Linked DNA regions of Homo sapiens: region 1 is linked to region 2. The links are chromatin contacts, found by Hi-C or POLR2A ChIA-PET in ENCODE. All regions are on one chromosome and are shown on one strand. The core of a region is the stretch at or near the end of the contact, and the rest is flanking DNA. Distances in the headings are between cores, read along the strand shown. Region 1 has its middle 60 kb from the start of LINC00938. Region 2 holds the start of SLC38A1 (solute carrier family 38 member 1).

Region 1 (4,361 bases), core at 1,774-4,273, 600 kb before region 2:
TTAGCATATTATTCATCATGTGGCACAAATCACCTCCCTGCTAGCTTGGAGAAAAATTGTATGAGAAAATTCAAGATGCATGAAAAAAATTATCTTGGACATTGAAAATTAAAACAACATGGGCACAAAAACCAGAAGACAGATGTTTTGTTTATACCACATAGCACCTCCAAAGTTGGCCTGATATTTAGGCAAAGAAGTGGCCACTTAAATGATGTGAGTCAATTTTATCTGCCTGATTGGAAAAAGGGATGATGATGATATTGGTGGGCTGGGGAGGAATGGAAAACACTGGTGGGATATCCACCCCAGCTGGTGTCCAGGCTGTTGACACCATCAAGAGAAGGAATTCAAGGATGAGTCAGAAAATAGTGAAAATATGGAGATTTATTACAAAGTGAAAAATCCACACTTAAGAAAGGGGAGTGTGGGCGTACTCAAGAAAGCGTCACACAAGGGAGTTTGGGGCTTCTCCCTTTAGGGCTTCTTTAACCAAGGGGTGGTATATTTATGAAGATTCCTGGAAAAAGTTGAAGATTTCTTGGAACTATGGTGCCATCCATTTTTACACCAAACAGGGGGTTTCCAGAACTGTCATGGCACTGACGGGTTTGTGATTTGTATGTTAATGAGCATATAATGAGGTCCTAGGAGAAACCTAGGTCAAATCCAGCACCATGTAGGGTCTAGTCGGTCATAGCCAGCTTGGCCCACACCCTGGTTTTTCAGGGTCTTATCAGCCCCTAGCTTACGCAGGTATTTCAACAGTTTCCTTTTGCTGCTCATGTGAAACTACTGCCTGGAATTTTCTATTCTCCTGTGACCACCCTGTATTATTCCTATCTCAATGAGAATGAGACAGTGCTTTTTTCTACTGTGTCATTTCTTGAATCCTGGCCTACCCTGAGATGAGTAAGCAGGGATGAGTGGAAGTTTTTTTCTCCCCTCCTCTGGTAAAGCCTAGATCCTAAAATGTTACTTTGTGAATTATAAATATAAACACCTCCTCCCCTGTCCTTTTATGCTATTGTCTTCAATAAAACAGATTTTTTTCTCTTAGAAAAATATCAAGACAGTTATTTTTTAAAATGACTTTGACTCCCAGACACATTCCCCAGTCACTTCAAGTGTGTTTTGTCTCTGCTGTTTGCATACATGTTTCCCTACTTCTCTCACCACATCCCAGCATCCAGAAGCTCCCCAGTCCCAACACTCATTCTCATTGTTCAGGGCCAACCTGAATGTCTCACCTCCGTGCAGCCATCCCTTATCCCCTGTCCCAATCCCCTCACCCCAAATCAATCAATTAATCTATATGAAGTGCTCTGAACATTGTCTGGAATATAAAATATATTATATGAGTATTGGCTGCCATTAACATCATTGTGTGTGTTTCTAAAGTACTTTCCACAAACCTTTGCTGTGCATGACTTTCATCTTGTCACTTAGCTTCTTTCCTCACTTATTTACTCAAAATTCACCTTAGTGAGGTCTTCCCGACCAAAATTTCAAAACCCTCCTTTAAATCTCCTTTTCTGATTTTTAAAATCTTTAGCATTTCTCACTATGCACATTTTTCTGCATTATCTTGTTTATTGAATGTCTCTGTCATCAGAATGAAAGCTCCATGGGGGCAGTAAATAGTTATGCAATGAATGAATGAATGTGCTTGCATATATTTTTACCTACTAAGACTCTATATCGTCAGAGAACCTAATATACCATATGGCACTCAGTAGACCAGCTGAGTAAGAGGAAGATCTAGAATCCTAAGGCCATTCCAAAGAATGGCACATTTGAAAGGGTGCCTCAGCGTGAAACACTCAACTGGCTACATAATGAAGGCATTGAGTGTTAGAAGGAGAGGAAAAAATCCCTAACATGGACATAATAACTTATGTCCTTTTCTAGACTACAGTGCCTAAGGACATCTCTGGGTCCTAGGCACATTGTTTATATTTAGTAAAAATTTATAAAGATTACTGATACATAGTATTTGGCAAAGAAAGATAAAAACTGACATATAAACTATTTGCTTATGAAGGATAAATTTAAGGTTAGATAAAAAAAAAAAACCTCATGTTGCTATATTGTATGACGGGTATGGTTTGCAAAAAGCATAATCCAGGGCCATTTTCCGCATTATATTAAATGGTGTTTCTATACTGAAATCAACTCCAAACTTATACCATAAAATATTGTGAAAATGTCATAGGTAGTTAGTGCAAGGTAGTTTTTAAATAGGGAGTCATTACTTTCGAATATCCATGGAACTTAACATTTTCTTACTTAATTTTTATCAAAAGATTTCAGGGAGTTTGGAACGTCTCACAAAATAGCTACTGAACAGGAATATGGAGAGAAGCAAAGTTTGTTAACTGGAATAAAATAAACCTACTTGGAACTTGGAACTCAAAATTCAAGCTCACTTACAAGGTGTCTGCCATGCCCTGCTCACAGAGTATACATTCCTGGTCAAGAATGTTAAGTCCTAAATAATCCTATCTTGGATGACACAGGAACTGATGAAAAAAGATAACCCAATGGCTTTATCACACCAAATATTCTATCACACAGATCAGAAAGAAGTTTTGACTCTAATCCCACTTAGTGGCTGTGTGAACTCAAGTAAGTAACTTAACCCCACTGATCTTCCATTGCCTTGTTTCAAAATGAGAATAGCATATTAGCACTGCCTTACCCAGTTGTTGTGAGGAGCTAATAAAATACTGTGTGTTAAAACGTGTGGTAAACCCTGAAGTGCTATACAAATGTGATGTATTATTTTTGTTCTTTAAAGGTCTTTTGACACCTAATCTTTGCCTCCATAAATGACCTCTTTGTTTTCAAGCTTGCTTTTGTCTGATCTTACACTGGCTCAAATTTTAATCTCTTACCTAGTGAAGTTATTTCTTTAGACCTTGCCTCTGCCCAGCTCTTTCTTGGACTACTAGAACCTAATTACTTCTGTGGCTTCTGTTTGACTCAGCATTCAATAGTATGGTTACTCTGAGCCTGCCATGTAAGAACTGTGAATGTAAACTAAGGGCTTATCCCCCTGTCTACTGTAATCCATCTAAGTAATATGCAATATTTGAGTGTAGATGACAAGATGGCATGAAATTTCACTTCTCTTTCAGAGAACGAAACCAATTCCTTATCTTTAAGAAGGTTTACTTGAAAGGACTTTCAGTTTCTCTTCATAAAATAATGTAGAAACCATTATTCTTTCTGTTTGCCTCTCACCTCAGCACTGGGCTGAATGTATTTATAAACTAAAACTAGAAAGAATTCTTGGTTTGCAAAAGATTTTAACAGAAAACCAGAGCTGATGGCTAATACTAGCAGGAGCAGGGTCTGTGTACTGGTTTCCACTTCATTAAATAATAGCAGCATCCAGCAGATACAGCACCTACTAAGTGCCTGAGTTTTTACATGTATTAATTCATTTACTCTTCACAACTATTATTAGCTCCATCTTGCTGTTGAGGAAAATAATTGACATAAGGTCAAACAGCTAGTAAGTGGAAGAGCTGGGATTCAAACTCAGGCCATTTGATTCTAGAATAAGGTCATATTCTTAACTCTATGTTATATTGCTAATAATAATGATTATTATGATACTGATAACAAAAAAAATGTATTATTTCTTGTTGCATAACAAATTGCCCCGAAATTTAGTGGCTTAAAAGAACAAAATCACAGTTTCTGTGAGTCAGGAATTTGGACACAATTTAGCTAGGTACTCTGCTTCAGAGTCTTTCACAAGCTGCAATCAATGTGTCCTGTGGGGCTGTAGTCATTCCAAGGCTCGACTGGGAAAGGATCCACTTCCATGCTCACTCACATGGTTATTGTTAGAATTCAGTTCCTTGCAGCCTGTTGGACAGAAACCATCCCTAATTCTGTGCCAGGTGGGCCTCTCAAACATGGTAGTTTGCAAAGTGTGAAAGCTGGGAAAGATATAGAGTCCAGCAAAATACAAGCCACTGTCTACTGTTAATAGACATTAGTATTTCCACCACTTTTGTCATACTCTTTTTATTAAGAGCAAGTAACTAAGCCCACACTCAACTGGAGGGGATTACACAAGGATATGAATACCAGGAAGTTGGGATCATTGGCAGTCACATCAGAAGCTGCCCACCTTCATAATAATTAACATTCTATAAATATAATAAGAAAATAACATTTATTGAGAGCTTACTATGTGCCTGGCAATAGTCCAAGCATTTCACGTATATTAATTCACATAATCCTCACAACAAACCTGATACATGAATTAGTAAGGGGAAGTGCCATGATTACACTTAGAGGTGGAGAAATTAATACCACTTTTCTGTATTCCAACAGATAAAGCC
Region 2 (4,221 bases), core at 1,722-4,221:
GGGGAACAGATGAGATATAGAACGGAAGGGATGGCCAATAATATCACAAAGAGATGAACAAGATGGCCTGATCAAGGTCTCAAGGTCTCGATCCAACAAGTATTTATTAAGCAGGTACTATGTGCTGGACATTAGAGGAACAATGAGTAAAATCGGTTTTTGTCCACAAGCATCACCCAGAGTAAAGAAAAGAGTAGCAATAGTCAGATATCAGAAACATGGTGCTCCTTTCATTAAATGGCCTTAATTCATGAAGCATCATAAAAAATATACATAAACAACATACATATAGGTTTAAAGCTCCAAAACACCTTTAAAATCTATTCATCTATCTGTTCAATTATATTACAGTCAAAGAAGAGTGCAATAAGTACTTGCTGTTCCTTCTTCCTGTTCCTTCCGCTGGCCTTCTTCCCTCAATTATGGAAATAGCTGATCCCTTTTCATCATTCGGGTCTGAGGACAAATGTTATACCCTCACACCGCCCCTCCCGGTGAGTCACTCTATTTCAAGCATCCTCCCCCATCACATGATCCTGTTTTATTTCTTCATTGCACTAAGAATACCTGAAATGTATATGCCTACATTTATATAGTCTATTTCCCCCTGAGAACGGAAGCTTCATAGAAGGTGAAACAAATCTTGTTAGTTGCTGCCAGTCGCACAGTAAGCCCTCTGTAGAAAATGTTTATTGGCCACATTTTTTTAAAAAGCGAATAAACCTCAAGATTAAGACCTCAAACCAAACTATTCCAGTTTCCAATTGCTTACAGCGACATACTGAGAAATCGAGTGACTCTCAAGAGAAAGGCCATTTTGAGGCTGGGGTCGAACCAAAATCCAGGGGGTCCACACCAGGTCAGTACCCCGGAATTGGCTGTTTTGCAAGATTTCGGGAGTACCAAATTGGCATGAGACATTTGACAACGAGGCCAGCCATGCACCGAGCTCAGGTTTTATTTCCGTTGTCCTTCTGACGTCAGAAAAAGCACGAGTTGCTGCACAGTTTCTTTTATCAAGGTGACAAATTACACCCTCGCTGGGCCCTGCATTCTGCAAACCATAAATTTATTTTCCTCCTCCCCCTTATATTGAAAAATGTAAAAACCCACTGCAGAGAGGTCAAAACCCCTTCCAAACGCAAATAAATACCGTTTTCTAGCAGAGGCGTCTTTTTTCACTTTTGCTACACACATCACCGCGGATTCGTCCGAGAAAGTACGTGATCCTGGCGGCAGTTAGGTTTCTAACAGAGAACGAGGGTTTGTACAAACCCCGGGTCCGCGCCGCAGAGCAAGACAAAGGACTCTGAATTGTAGCACCACCTTCCCCAGCCCAAGGCAGCCTGTGAAAGGCACTGGGAGCGGCGTGACGCGGGTACCGCGAAATTCCTTTTGCTGCCATATGCACTTGTGCCTTCTCTAACTACAGTTCAGCACAAACCTCAGGCGGGCGATTTGGCAGGCAAACGGTGCCCAGGCAGCCGGGTAACCTACTGGGTCCCAGTGGGTGCTGGGGAGCCCCATGCGCCAGGAGGTGGATAATTTAGGGGGCAAGGGGCTCGCACAAGGGCGAAGATGCGCTCTCCTCCCGGCACCGACCCACGCGTTTAAAGGCCTCTGCGGCAACGTTTAGGGACGCGAACTAGGTGCCGGGGGTTGGGGAGGAGGTGGGACTGGAAGCGAGAGCAGTCTGCGCCCAAGACCGCGCAAGAGGTGGCCTTTTGTTCGCTGGCTCCAGCACATCCCGGCTCTCGAAAAAACACTACCTCTGTCCCCTGCCACCCTCTGCATTTTAGAAAATCCTCTTCAGGGCAGGAAAGGACAGTGAGTCACTGCAAGCATCCTTTAGTAATTTCTCCCCGCGCCCTCCTACTTCCCCGCGTTACAGAGGGGCAGAGCACCAGGAAGGACGGCAAACATGCCCCGGTTTAGTGGTGGTCCGCGGCCGCTACCCAGCCGGCCGCACGCAGCACCCCCCGGACATCACACGATCTCCTCTGGGCCTTGCGGACACAGGAAATTTTCACCAAAGGCCGGGGATTCAAACACTCCCAGAACACGGTCGCGCCCTCGGGTCAGCTGCGCTCTCCCTCCAGACGTGCGTGGTTCCTGGCTCTCGTAAAAATGGAACCAGATCTGGTACCACACTCTGCCACAGCCACAGGAAAACACACCAAAGTCACAGGAAAACAAACCAAAAAGTAAGCCACAGCCCACGCAAAGGTGAACTCGGGGGCCCTGGCGCTTCCTCCCGCTGCCGCGTGCGTTCGGGAAGCACAGGAGACCTGGACTTTTCCTCTCCTAAAAGCAACATCCGAAAGCATCGGGCACAGCCGAGCTCTCTCTGCTTTCACGCCCGCAGAGATGATTTCTACGTTACCTCCTCCTCCGACATCTAAATCTCCCCTTGCCGCTCGCCCAGCCCTCCCCGGGAACGGATAATCACCTTACCTCCGGAAATAAAGGGAAAGGTGGCAAAAGGCGATGTGGAGGTGTCCGCCCTTCCGGGGTTTTTACCCTCGGCAGTTTGATGTCCTTTGTGTCAAGGTCTGGCTGCGGAGGCCGGGAAAATGTGGCCCCCGTCAGTAAGGGTTGGGCAGGGAGCTTGGCGTGGCCTGGCGGATTTCGGAGGAAGGTGAAGGGCGGAGGCTCCTGGCGACCTTCTGGCGGAGTGGCGTGGCCGCCCCAGTCCGCGCTCGCCTGGCTCTCCTCCTTTCCGGGCCGATTGCATCAGAATCTCCCCTCACCACCAACCCCCACTCACACTCTGCTCGCCGGCCTCGCACTTACATCGACATGCACCGGCGCTGAGGGTCACGAATCGGAGTCATTCTCCTACTGGGGGACGCGTGGCCCTTCCGCAACCATGGCTTGTGATGGTTTAACGCGGACAGGCCATTCCTCCCCGTCCCGCGCGCGGTCTCCTCCCCTCCTGTGCGCCCGCTCTTTAACCAAAGCTGCGTGTCAGTGAGCCGTGCCGGTCACATGGTGTCACTGCTGGCGGCCGCACCTTGCTGCCTCCCTCTTGCAGCTCTCTGACGATGCAGCGACCGCGGCTGGCGGAGATTGAGCAACGGGGAAAGGGTGAGGGAGGGGTTGCGGGGCGCGCGTGTGCCCGGCGCACTGAAGCTGGCACCGGGAGCAGAGGCTGCGCGCCGCCCTGGCACCTGCCCCTCTCCCTCCCGGGGCCCGGCGGCGTGTTCGGAACCCAGCTGCGGCTGCAGCTGGAGAATGAGAGCCCTTAGGGATGGGGGTGGGGCGGCTAAAGGGGCACCGGCGGAGGACAGGAGGGCTGTGCGTTCCGCTGGGGCCTGCATTTTGGGTACGCCAGAGCCCCGCCGGGGCCGAAGGAGCGAGGGAGTTGCATTGTGGGAAGGGCGCAGCATGAGGATGGCCGCGGGAGTGGCAGGTCCGAGCGCAGCCCGGAGAGCCGCGGGCAGCGCCTGGGACTACGGGCAGCGTTGGAGCGGAGGGCTGGCCCTGGGCACAGCCTGCAGATGGCCCGGGTTGGCGGGAAGGGGACCGAAGTGGCAGGGGCGGCGGGGAGCTCGGGCACCTTTAAAAACCCTTTGTCCCTAACCTGAAGCGGGAGGCACCTCCCCTCTTCCGGATCCAGCACCCGCAGACCTGGTCAGCCCTTCCTGAGATCTGCCCTGTGGAGCTCTGCTTTGGGGACTGGGTGTGAGGTGAACCAGAAGGATTTGCTGAGCACCGAGAAAGCACCGGCCTAGGCGCAAAGAGCCGGGGGCCAGCTCTTGGAGGGCCTGGAGACCCCACGTGGTCCCGACCGAAGGACCTGGTGCGTCCAGGTTAACGGAGCTGGGGCGCTCCAAGTCCGGGGGACGAGGGAGCGGCATGGAGGGGAGCAGGGGCAACTGGGCCTGGTTCCCTTTTTTCCCGCTTACTCTTTGTTTCAGACACAGCCCCCTTTCACTGGCTGGGCACTTGCTTGCAGAGGAGTTGTGTCTTAAAATGGCGACAGGAAATCCCACCTGCGCCTCAGCCAATTAGACTGTCATAGCGCGAATTTGCAGGGTGGAAACGCGAGCTTTTTATTGATAGGGAAGGTTCAGTCTCCTGTTCATGGTTCATCAAAACAGGAAAGGGAAGGTGAATCATAATTCAAAAATTAACTACCTGGAGCGTTTCAAGTAGACAGTAGTCATTGTATTTGGGTGAATTTTGCTTTTTCATCACCACTGGAAAAGCAAGATGATA

What was found. A loop is a pair of places that touch in the nucleus more often than their neighbours do. ChIA-PET counts read pairs that join two places held with the same protein, here RNA polymerase II (POLR2A). Pooled maps may share reads with other maps.
Region 1: a loop to region 2 is called in a pooled map, with 5 times the contacts of the local background. The contact joins the enhancer-like site here to the promoter of SLC38A1 in region 2. A Hi-C loop is called at or near these places in 4 of 50 pooled maps. POLR2A ChIA-PET finds 5 or more read pairs at or near these places in 3 of 52 experiments (CD4-positive, alpha-beta T cell, HEK293 and T-cell).

What each region holds. Positions count from the first base shown.
Region 1 is chr12:45,666,153-45,670,513 of GRCh38, forward strand. No RefSeq gene overlaps it. Among named protein-coding and RNA genes, the nearest start is that of LINC00938, 60 kb to the right of the region's middle. Within about 2 kb of position 3,024, at least 4 of the 41 ENCODE cell types and tissues checked have a DNase peak (open chromatin) inside an H3K27ac peak, as active enhancers do; they include CD4-positive, alpha-beta T cell, where a contact is called at or near this core.
Region 2 is chr12:46,266,072-46,270,292 of GRCh38, forward strand. SLC38A1 (solute carrier family 38 member 1) reads right to left here and starts at 2,972. Exons shown (of 17, transcript NM_030674.4): 1 at 2,455-2,972. LOC105378248 (a long non-coding RNA gene) reads left to right here and starts at 3,000. Exons shown (of 2, transcript XR_001749101.1): 1 at 3,000-3,087. RefSeq lists enhancers at 463-1,446, 2,372-2,431, 2,430-3,412, 2,552-2,601, 2,652-2,751 and silencers at 3,162-3,341, 3,422-3,521.